Regions from separate parts of the Homo sapiens genome. Here region 1 is linked to region 2. The links are chromatin contacts, found by Hi-C in ENCODE. All regions are on one chromosome and are shown on one strand. The core of a region is the stretch at or near the end of the contact, and the rest is flanking DNA. Distances in the headings are between cores, read along the strand shown.

What was found. Hi-C counts contacts between places; a loop is a spot of excess contacts on that map.
Region 1: a loop to region 2 is called in a map of chondrocyte, with 5 times the contacts of the local background. The contact joins the promoter of STH here to the promoter of FMNL1 in region 2. A Hi-C loop is called at or near these places in 1 of 168 maps with a recorded cell type or tissue (chondrocyte).

What each region holds. Positions count from the first base shown.
Region 1 is chr17:45,995,059-46,000,499 of GRCh38, reverse strand. It overlaps STH (saitohin), which reads right to left and starts at 1,250. Exons shown (of 1, transcript NM_001007532.3): 1 at 806-1,250. The coding sequence starts at 1,220. The coding sequence ends at 834. It overlaps MAPT (microtubule associated protein tau), which reads right to left. Exons shown (of 13, transcript NM_001377265.1): 9 at 3,836-4,101.
Region 2 is chr17:45,220,474-45,225,462 of GRCh38, reverse strand. FMNL1 (formin like 1) reads right to left here and starts at 3,578. Exons shown (of 27, transcript NM_005892.4): 1 at 3,210-3,578. The coding sequence starts at 3,338. It overlaps FMNL1-DT (FMNL1 divergent transcript), which reads left to right and starts at 3,698. Exons shown (of 3, transcript NR_147507.1): 1 at 3,698-4,114. RefSeq lists enhancers at 394-443, 984-1,033, 1,634-1,703, 2,039-2,539, 2,540-3,040 and silencers at 2,887-3,181, 3,104-3,213, 3,494-3,543, 3,554-4,003.

The sequences.
Region 1 (5,441 bases), core at 1-2,500, 780 kb before region 2:
GATCGGCGGGGCCTACGGGCTCTTCCTGCCTGGCACCCCACCCAGCTCCTCCTCCTTGCCTGCAATCTCTACCCCTACCCAGCTGGTGCTCCAGTGCGGCCACCTGATTATCTGCATTTTCCTTTCAAAATAATTCCATTTGGGGCCCCAAAGCAATCTATGTTCACTGTAGCAAATCCTGAAAACAGAGAAAAGCACAAAGAAGAAAACAGAGAAAAGCACAAAGGGGAAAACAGACGTTTTCCGTTTTTCCCCCAATGATTTGCAGCAATCTGCGGCAGTTTTCAGCCTCTGCAGGTTCCCAAACGTGACTTGGCTCCTGCTCTTTTCCCTTTGGTGTTAGCATCTGTTCCGGCACGGTTGAGGGATTCTTCAGACTCCGCCAGCTTTGCCTCTTTTGTAGCCAAACATTTATTGAGCACTTACTGCATACTGGGTACTACATGAGGCCACAGGGACCCAAAGGTCTCAGCAAAAGCTCGTGGAGCCTTCAGGCCAGTCCAGGAGGAGGAGGCCTGACACCCTTCAGCGGGTCATTTTAAAGGCTCTTGTGCATGGACCCTGTATGACATTTTTCTTTTTCTTTTTTCCTGGAGATTCATGTGTTGGTCTTTGTTATGGCTGAGGTTTAGTTTCAGACAATTTTTCTAGGCTTTCCTGGCATTTAAGGGAGGCTGTGACTGTGTCCTCTGCCACTTTTCCACACTTCGTCCCCCAAAATATCTCAAGAAAAGTCAAGTCACCCTTTCTCCTTTAACCCTTTAGTAGATTTGGACGTGCTGCCTCCACCCAGCATGGTGACGTCATAACCTGGGGCTCCCATCTGCCCCTTTCTACACTTGGCATGAGGTCGCCTGACTCTCACCCCTCATGGGCAGAGGCAGGGCAGCTGCAGGGTGGGAGGGACAGTTCTGGCCCTGAAAGGGGCCTTCAATGGAAAGTTGTCTTCCCTGCTCAGCCCCATTCCTGCTGCTCTCTTCAGAGCTGTAAGAACTGGGCCAAATGGTGCCCACACCTTCCAAGCCAACCTCAGATGAACTCAGGGTCAACAGGGAAGCTACTTCCCATGCTAAGCTGAGGGTTCTGTCTCTGGCAACCTGAATCATCCACTCACACAGAGGCTGAGTTAAATTAACCCCGCATTCAATGAGGGCCGGCCACCTGCACAGTCTTGTGGGGGCTGCAAAAATGCATGAGACTTGGCCTCCACCCTCACTCATGGCCCAGACTAGGGAGCAGCAGACACATGCTCAGTGTGGTCAGAGTTTACAGGGGCTTTAAGAAGAGAGAGGGGAATCCAGGAAGACTTCCTGGAGGAGATGGCAACTGAACTTGGATTTAAGGGAAGGGAAGAGATAAGGAGAGAAGGACATTCCCCACCATGGGACACAGGGCAGGGTATGGCAGAACCCAGGGGCCCCCAGAGGTGCATGGGCGGGGAACCCCAGACGGGGAGCAGCAGATTCAGGCTAGGGGGAAGGGAGCACCTTGTGGGTGCTGCTTGTTATGTGACTTGAGGAGATCCTGGATGGCAGTCTGGGTGCTGGAGCAGGATGGGGGTGCATGGGTGGGCAATGGGAGAAAAGGCAGGAAAGGCCAGTGAGGGCCCCTCTGGGGTCTTGGGCAGCACCAAGGCCAGGCACCCTGGAGAATGAAAGTCACGGTGGTCCCAAGATGGGGCTTCTGGAGGCGACTTTCGAGAACCGAATGAGGACTGGAAAGTCTGGAGACGAGGGAGCGCATTGTCCCCAGTGGAAGCGCAGGACAGTTTCCCTCAGCTGCGGTACAGGACAGAGGCCCTGGGTCACCTGTGAGTTATTTCCCCAAGGTCTCTAACCAGGCCACTGTGGTGGATGAGGGTCCAGAGAGCCTCTTCCACTACAAGCTCCACATGCCTGAGCAGGAAAAGGCCGGACCTTAATTTAACCCGGATCGTTTGCCATCAGGAGGGAGATTCTGAGATGTTCTCTTCCTTCCCTCCCTCCTGTGTTCCAGGGAGCTCTGCCCTTGTCCCCACAGCCACAGGGGAGCCACTGTCTGTCCTTTCCTCGATGAGAGGAGGTGCTCTGGGGCACAGCCGAGTCTTCTCCACCTCTGTGCACCGCCTGGCACGCAGGGACTCTCAAAAGAGGCCTGATGCACAGAGGCAGGGTCTACACATGCGTCCCTTTTAACCCGACCGTCCATTTCCATCCCGATGGGATGTGACACTGCACTCACAAGCTTGTTCGGGGGCAGGGGGGATCCTGGGTGGGGGGAGGTGGCAGGGTTTGAGGCAAGGTGCCCATGTGCACTGGTGGCCACCCTCCGTCCAAATGCCCCAGGCTCAGACCCAAGTGATAAGAACTTCAATGGTGTGGAGAGCGCCTGCGTGGGGGAGGCAAGCTGACACGCAGGCCCAGGGTTCCAGAAAGCCCCCTAGCTCCCCGAGGCCCAGTGCCCAGAAGGCCCAGCACATCTGCAGCCTCAGAGTGAGCTGTGGTCCTTCTCACCCCCAGCCTCCTCTTCACCCTTCCCCAGCTCCCCAGTGCTGGGTGGCGGGAGCGGGGTCCTGGGCTGAATTGTGGTCCCCGCAAATTCACATGTTGAAGCCCTAACCCCCCTCCCCAACACCCCCGTACCTTAGAATGTGACTCTATTTGGAGACAGGGCCTTTAGAGAGGTGACTAAGTGAAAAATGAGGTCATCAGGCTGGGCCCTAAGCCATGGTGGGTTTTTTTGGTTTGTTTTATTTTGTTTTGAGACAGAGTCTCGCTCTGTTGCTCAAACTGGAGTGCAGTGGCACTATCTCGGCTCACTGCAACCTCTGCCTCCTGGGTTCAAGCGATTCTCCTGCCTCAGCCTCCTGAGTAGCTGGGATTATAGGCGCGCACCACCACCACGCCCAGGTATTTTTGTATTTTTAGTAGAGACGAGGTTTCACCCTGTTGGTCAGGTTGGTCTCGAACTCCTGACCTCGTGATCTGCCTGCCTCAGCCTCCCAAAGTGCTGGGATTATAGGCGTGAGCCACTACGCCCAGCTGCCATGGTGTTCTTATAAGAAGATGAGCATGCGCAGAGCTACCAGGAGCACACACAGAGGGAAGACTGCAGCGGTGCAGGACAGAGGTGGCTACCCACGGCCACAGAGAGGCCTTGGAAGAAACCCACCCGCCCACACCTGGCTAGTGAGGAGGCATACTGCTGTTCTTTCACTGTGGTGCTTTGTATGTCAGCCCTAACGCACCCAGACGAGGGGCACAGGGACAGGAATGGGGAAAGGGATCCAGGCCAGGCCCCCGAAGTCTGTGCTTCTCCACCTTTAGGAAGCTGGAGAGCTCGCGAGCACCCACTTGCTCCCAGAAGAATCAGCTGATCAAAACAGAACCCCCAATCTCCCCAGAATCCAGAGGAACCCAACCTAAGCAGATGGCCCACGAGTGGAGATGCTGACCTATGGGTGGCAGTGTATTCTGCCCAGAAGGCAGGTGGGGAACCGCTGTGGGTGCCCTGACTATGAGAGCCTCCGGCCGTGGAGACACAGCCCTGCCATCTCTGTCCGATTAACAGGGGCTGAAGGGGCAAGAGAAGAGCCAGAACGTTCTCTCGCCTGAGGAGGGCACTCACAGTGTAGTGGAGAGCCCAATAAAGAACTGAACTTCCTTGAAGAGGGTCCAGAGGGGACTGGGGTGTTATGCGGGGGTGCTCAGGTGCGGGGAGCCCCACACCTCCATGCACAGTCCCACGACTCCACGCTCAACCGCGCACCTCCAGGCGCAGCCCTACCCTTCCAGGCACAGCCCTACCCCTCCAGGCGCAGCCCCCCACACCTCCACGCGCAGCCAGCCACTCTCACCTTCCCGCCTCCCGGCTGGTGCTTCAGGTTCTCAGTGGAGCCGATCTTGGACTTGACATTCTTCAGGTCTGGCATGGGCACGGGGGCTGTCTGCAGGCGGCTCTTGGCGGAAGACGGCGACTTGGGTGGAGTACGGACCACTGCCACCTTCTTGGGCTCCCGGGTGGGTGGGGTTGGAAGGGACGGGGTGCGGGAGCGGCTGCCGGGAGTGCCTGGGGAGCCGGGGCTGCTGTAGCCGCTGCGATCCCCTGATTTTGGAGGTTCACCTGGGAAGGAAGGAAGGGAGTGAAGCCAGGACTCGAGTGGGTGGGGTCAGAAAAGGCCCTGGGGGCTGCCTGTCCCGTGGGTCCATTCCCAGGCTCACCACTGGGTTAGGCAGGTGGAAGCCAGGTTGGAAGCGCAGCTACAGCAGACGGCTGCCCTGGGGAAGCATCTCTTCCTCCCTGCCTTTTTGCTTAGGGACAGAGACACCCCTTTCCCAGGAAAGCAATGGAAAACCATCAACCACCATCCAATACCCGCTCCCAGAGAGGTGGCCAACTCGGCTCCACAGTCTTTGGGTCAAGAGATGGGCTCCAACAAGCTGTGTGGCCTCAGACAAGTAACTTCCCCTCTCTGAGCTCAGAGGCCTTAATTTGAAAATGGAAATAATTATAATCCCTGCGGCCAGCGTGGCTCCAGGAGGTGGTAGATATGCTTTGCCAACCTCTAATACAATTCTTCAGGGCCTTTATCCTAAATAAGGGTGATGCAGTGACGAGACCCAGCTGTGCCCTCAAGCCTGGACGCTTCTGACCCTTTCCCCACAGGGTGAATGTTCAGCTGTTCAGCTGTTCGGCTAGTTCAGGGCTCCTGCCAGCACCCTGGCTCCTCTGTGGGATTTGGCCTTCAGAACAGGATGCCTGCTCCACGCCTGCCTGTCCCTAGCTGTCCACACGAGCCATACCGCTTCATGCTGCTGTGCCCTGACGTACAGTTCCCCACCTGCCATGCATAGCAGTTACTAGCGCACCCTTCCAACACCCTGGAAGCTGCTGGGGGGTCTCTTCTCCTCTCCATGCAGATGCTGTCCCTCCCTCCTCTGGGTGTCCTTTACCCTCAAACTTGCTTCTGTTACTGCACTTCCCAGGCCCCCGTTACACTTCAACAGTCTGGTATTCTATCTCATGGGTCTGTATTTTCCAAAGTGTGGCCCACGGAACCCTGCGTCAGAATCTCCGGAGCTTTCAAGGAGGAAAGTGGGAGTTGCAAAATGCAAATTTCTCGATCCCCTTCAAGAGTGGATAGAGCAGAATCTCTAGGGGTGGGACCTGCAAAGCCTCATTTTTCTCAAGCTCCACAAAGACTGAAGTCTGAGAACCGCAGGCCTCACCCTGTGCCGAGGTGTGCTTAGCTCCCCTGCAGTCTGAGAACTTAGCTTTCCTGCAAGTCCAGAAGCTTCCCGCAGCAATGCCCCTGCCGCTGCCCCAGGCATTTGCTGTAACACATACCTGCTGGCCAGACCTGGAGAAGGGCAGCTCTTTGAAGCACCCATGTAGCCAATGGGCAGCTTGGCCAGTGACGAATAAGCACTAGTTTTCTTTTGTTGTTGTTTTGTTTTTTTGTG
Region 2 (4,989 bases), core at 2,329-4,828:
CACATCCCCCCGGAGATCCTCTGTCCTGCAAATGGCAGGCATAAGGCCTGAGCGACCCCATGGCTCCAGGTCCCCACACTTCATCTGCCCTGTCCCGGAGGTGGGAGTGGCCAGGGGGCAGTGCCTCAGTTGCAGTCCCTCCTGCCCTTTACTGCCAGCCCCAGAAGGGAAGGGCCCCAGCTGCAAGCAGGACTCCAGGCCCACACCCAACATGGGGCCATCCTGACCTCCCCACACAGCCTGGCCAGGCACCCAGGCCTCTGGGCACAAGCCAAGAGCACCCATCAGGCAAATTCCTCTCCACTGCTACTGGATGCCAGCATGGCTTTTGGCCTCACGTACACCACCCCTGACACCTTCCCTTGATCCCTCTGCCCCAAGGTTATGGGATTCTCCCTGCCCGGCAGATCAGGGGTGTCCCAGGCCCAGGTGTAAGTGTGGCTCTTCTGGCAGGCCTGGAAAGGTCGCCTTGTCATCCCAGTCCCTGACCCTGCGTGCCTCCCAGGGGAAGGCATGAAGGGGCTGGAAGACACCCAGCCTTGGGCATGGGCGTAGGAGAGGCGAGAGCTTGGCGCCCCGCTGGCTGGTGTTCCCACCATCACAGCAGGCCCGTGGGGCTGGGCAGCCATCGCTCCTCTGCTGTTGCTAAGGCAGCAGCCGGAAACCCTGGCTCAACCTGCTCTTTCTCTCCACCCCCATTTTAAGCAGGGGGCACCCCTTTCTTTCACAGCTTTCTTGGAAAGGTAGCCCCCCACCACCCACCCTTGCATGGGAGAAGGGCTCCCTGCACCTCCTGTCTGGCTGTAAGTGGGGACACCCCTCACCCACAAGAGAGGTCCTACAGCCAGGAGAGGAAGGAGAGTTTGGGGTATCAGGATCCTATGCCCCACCAGGGACAAAAGGGGAAGGAAGAGGTTCCCTGGGGCCGCTGGACTACATCCCTGAGGGCAGGACTGTGCTTCTCCCATTGAGACTGGGGACCACTGATGGCGGTGGGCCCCTCCCCTCAGCAATCTAAGGTTCTTCTCCTCTTAGACACTGACCGAGGACAGGACTCAGCTCTGGCCATGGTGGTTCGGGTGGGGGTTCACATAGCGACCAACTCTGCGATACACACTGCCAGACCTGAGGGTTGAACCAACTCTTTAGCCCTGGGCAGCCTCAGGCAGAGGTCAAGGTTGTCACCCTGGGGCAAGCCTCATGCCCCTGCTGGTGGGGAATGAGAGGAACCAGGGTCTTAGCCAAGTGTCCTTAGATTGGGTTTAACCTGCCCACAACAGGATATAAGACAGGCTGAGCCACCCCGGGAAGAAGGTATAAACACACTGGGGTTCCTGGGCACCTGGTAGGGGGTAAGCCCTGGTGGGTGCTGCTACCCTAAATTTCTGCTAGGCACCTCCACTTTCTCCACCAGCACACCCTCTCTGACCCACCTGTGGGTGTCCCCCCTCCACATCCTGGTACTCAGGGACTCCCAGTGGCATTTAGTGTCAGACTCAGCCAATCACAGCCACAAATCCAAGCAGGGCAAACAAGTCCTACACACACATCAGAACCTCACCATTTGACTTGTGGATTTTCCCCTGGTCTGAATTATTCACAGGGCTCCTCCCCATCAGCGTGCTAAACAGAAGATTGGGGTCAGGACCTCACCCCAAGAGCCCACACCCGCGACCATAGACACACACTTGGCGGAAAGACAGACCCATGTCCCTCCAACCAGGTTGGCAGGGGTCCAAGGACCCACCACCAATGCAGGCTCTCCAGATGGCCCCCAGAGACTGTGTCTCCTCATTCTCCCCCCTCCCCCATCTGCTCAGCTCAGCTCAGCTTTGTGAAGTCCTATGCTTGGGGAGCGGGGAGCAGGGCAGGTGGAGAGATGGAGAAGTCAGGGGCCAGCCTGGTGTGAGGCGTCCCTCAGTGTCCCTGCCCTCCTCTAATCAAGCAAGGTGTCTTCACAAGGATGGATCCCTCGCCACCCCATAGCTCCTCCAAACTCCCCCCAGCCTTCTCTTGGGAGAGGACAGAAGCCAACATTTTCAGGAACTGTTAGGAGGTGACCCTCTGGAGCCATGCTGAGGATCTAGCACGTATGGCCTAATGACCAGCCAGGCGAGGGGAAATGATGTCAAGGAGATGGAGGGCCACCAACTGAGCCAGAACCCTCTGCGGCCTGTGTCTCCGTTGAGCCCCCACCCTCAGACCTGCAGGGACTGGGAAATGCATCTGGGAGAAGGCACAGCCTCATTTTGCCTGTCACCCAGCGTCCAGCAAGGGAAGGCTGACAGCAGGCAGGCCACCAGGCAATTAGTTAGAGGAGGGAGCCAGGGCCAGGGCGTCGGGGGTGGGGAGAGTGAGAGTGAGCAGCTCTTCCTCTCCCTACTTCTGCCTTATGCAGGGTCTTGGAGACCCCTGAGTCTGCTCTGGAGCCCCCACCCCACTGAACATGTTGACTGTTTCCAGGCTCGGCCTGAGCTGCTGGTTCCCTCCCAGAGACCTATTCCCCAGCGACCCCGCTCCAATTCCCCAGGTAGGCACAGAGGGGGGTGGTTCCAGATTTTGCTCCACCCCTAGCCTGGGCGACCCACCCGTCCTGACCCCACCCTCCCTCATCTTACTCCCTTCAGTGGCTTGGAAAGGATGCCCCAAGATAAAGACCCACAGGCACCCTGGCTCTGACATATGGCGGGGTAGAAACACAGATACCTCCTGGCCATGATCCGACAACCCCATTCCCCGCAGCCCAGGCGCCCAACAAATCAGGACCCAACACCTCCAGCAGGTCTCCCGCTCCCGGGAGGTTGTAACCCTTTCATCTTTGACTCCAGACACAGAAAGGCAGATGCCCCAGACCCGCGCCCGGTGGCTGGGCCTGCGTGCAGTGGGGAAGGGGGCGACCCGGGACCCCTGTGCGTGCCCCGCTCCCAACTTCTTCACAGGACATACTTGTTTAGACCTTAAGACCCAGCTGGGGTGGAGGCGTCTTAGGGAGGGAGACCGGGCGATAACTGAAGAAAGTTTTGGGGGGAGAGTGCTAAGTCACTCTGAAAAAAAGGCCACTGTCGCTCCCACCTCCTGGAGGGGGCAGCTGCCGGACCGGGGATCTCCAAGCGGCACCTGAGTCCCCGGGGGCGGGGACGCGCGCCCAGCCCCTGCCGCGCCCCTGCCGCCCCCCGCCCGCGCCCGACCCGCCTCCGGGTCGCACTCACCAGGGCGCGGTTGAACCTCTCCTCCAGCTCTCCGGCCGCGGGCATCGGCTGCTTGGGAGGCGCGGGCTGCTTGGGGGGCGGCGCGGCGGGGCCCGCGGGCTGCTCGGCGCTGCCGGCCGCGTTGCCCATGGTGGTCCCCACCCAGCCGGCCAGGCGCCTCCAGCCTCGGAAATCCAGCTTTCCGGGGGACGGGGACGAGGCTCCCGGCCCGGGCGGGGGCGAGGGGGCAGCGGCTGGCGGTGGCGGCGGGGGTCTCGGCAGCGGGGGGCGCTCGGCTCAGCGGCGCGCAGGGGCCGGAGCGCGGCGTCCCATCGGGGCGGCCCCGTCCGTGGGACCGGGCGGCGAGCTGCAGGGTTGGGGGAGGAAGTCAGGCTGCAGGCCGCCGGGGCCAGAGGGCTGGGCCGGGGGCAGGAAGCTGCGGCGCTGGCTCCCCCCTCGGCGATTTTCGAACTTCTGCTGTCGCTCCCCGTGCGCGCAAACCGCAGTTCGCCGCCGCCGCCGCCGGGCACCCAGCCCCAGGGGGGCGGGCTGGAGGGAGGGGGCGGGCGCTGGCCGGGGGACCCCCGCAACCATGGCGGGCGGGGAGTGGGCTGCCGAGCCGCTTCACCTGCCGCAGAGGGGGCGGCCGGCGCCGCTTCACCTGCCGGAGCGGGAGGCCACCGAGGCGAGGCCGAGGCGGCGGCGCGCTCGGCGGCGCCTCCGGGTCCTAGAACCGCATCCTCCCGCTCGCCTCGGGCGAGGGATTGGCCGGGTCTGGGTGAAGGGGATCACGGCCTGGGGATTGGAGGGGCACATCTTCTCCGCACCGAGGATCTCAGCGACTGCGAGCACGGCTCGGAGACCCACGGTGGTGCAGCGTTGGGGCGCCAGGGCTGCGTTCCCGTCTCGCGTCCCGGACTGAGAAGGTGGGAACCCCCTTCCAGGCCCCCCACCTTTTATTTCTCTCCTCCCCTGCTTAGCCCAGAGACGAGCTGAGGACGAGGGGGAGCCATCTCCAAACAGGAACTCCTAAACAGGGTGGGGGGCGCGGACGCAGGCCAGTGGAGACCCCCGCCACCTGTCCCACCTCGACCAACCGTGCGCCTGTGCAGGGCACCCCTACAGGTTTTAGAATGGGGGCACCTATGGAATATGGCAGGCTGCGAGAAGCTGGGCCCGCCAAGGTGGTCCCAAGGAGGAGTGGGGGGTTGCGGAAAGGAGGATGAGAGCCAGCCACAAGGCTGGAAAAGGAGTGGGCACCGCAGAGGAGGGAAAAAGAATCTTGACACTGTCACCGCCAGGGATCTAGGGGGGCCTCTTACCTTGGAGAATAACAATCTCTGATGTCTGCTAATTACAGAAATACTTTCAGAGCTCTTTCATTCATCCTGACAATGGCCAGAGAAGGTAGGTATTGGTAGCCTTATTTTAGAGATGGGGAAACTGAGGCTGAGAGTAGGTAAGTAAGCTGTCCAAGGGCACTCAGCTAACAAAGGACAGAAGCAAGCCTCCTCACTGTCTACCTCCAAAACCTACACTGGCTTGGAGTTGCTGTCCTGGCCCTCCACTGCCCATCTCATGTAGGACGGGAGAGTATGGGGGGCTGGGGTCCCATCTATAGCCTGAATTTGAGACTTTCAGTTGCTCCTCTCATTCCCCATTTAATTTGTGGGGATCCCCAACTGACCCCTCCCTACACTTCCAGGGCACTGAGGAGGGAGGGCCCGCTGAAGGAGCCCCGAATTATCTCTAGGCCAGGTCAGGAGCCATTAGTGTCCCCTCCCCTGACAGCATCCTCCTC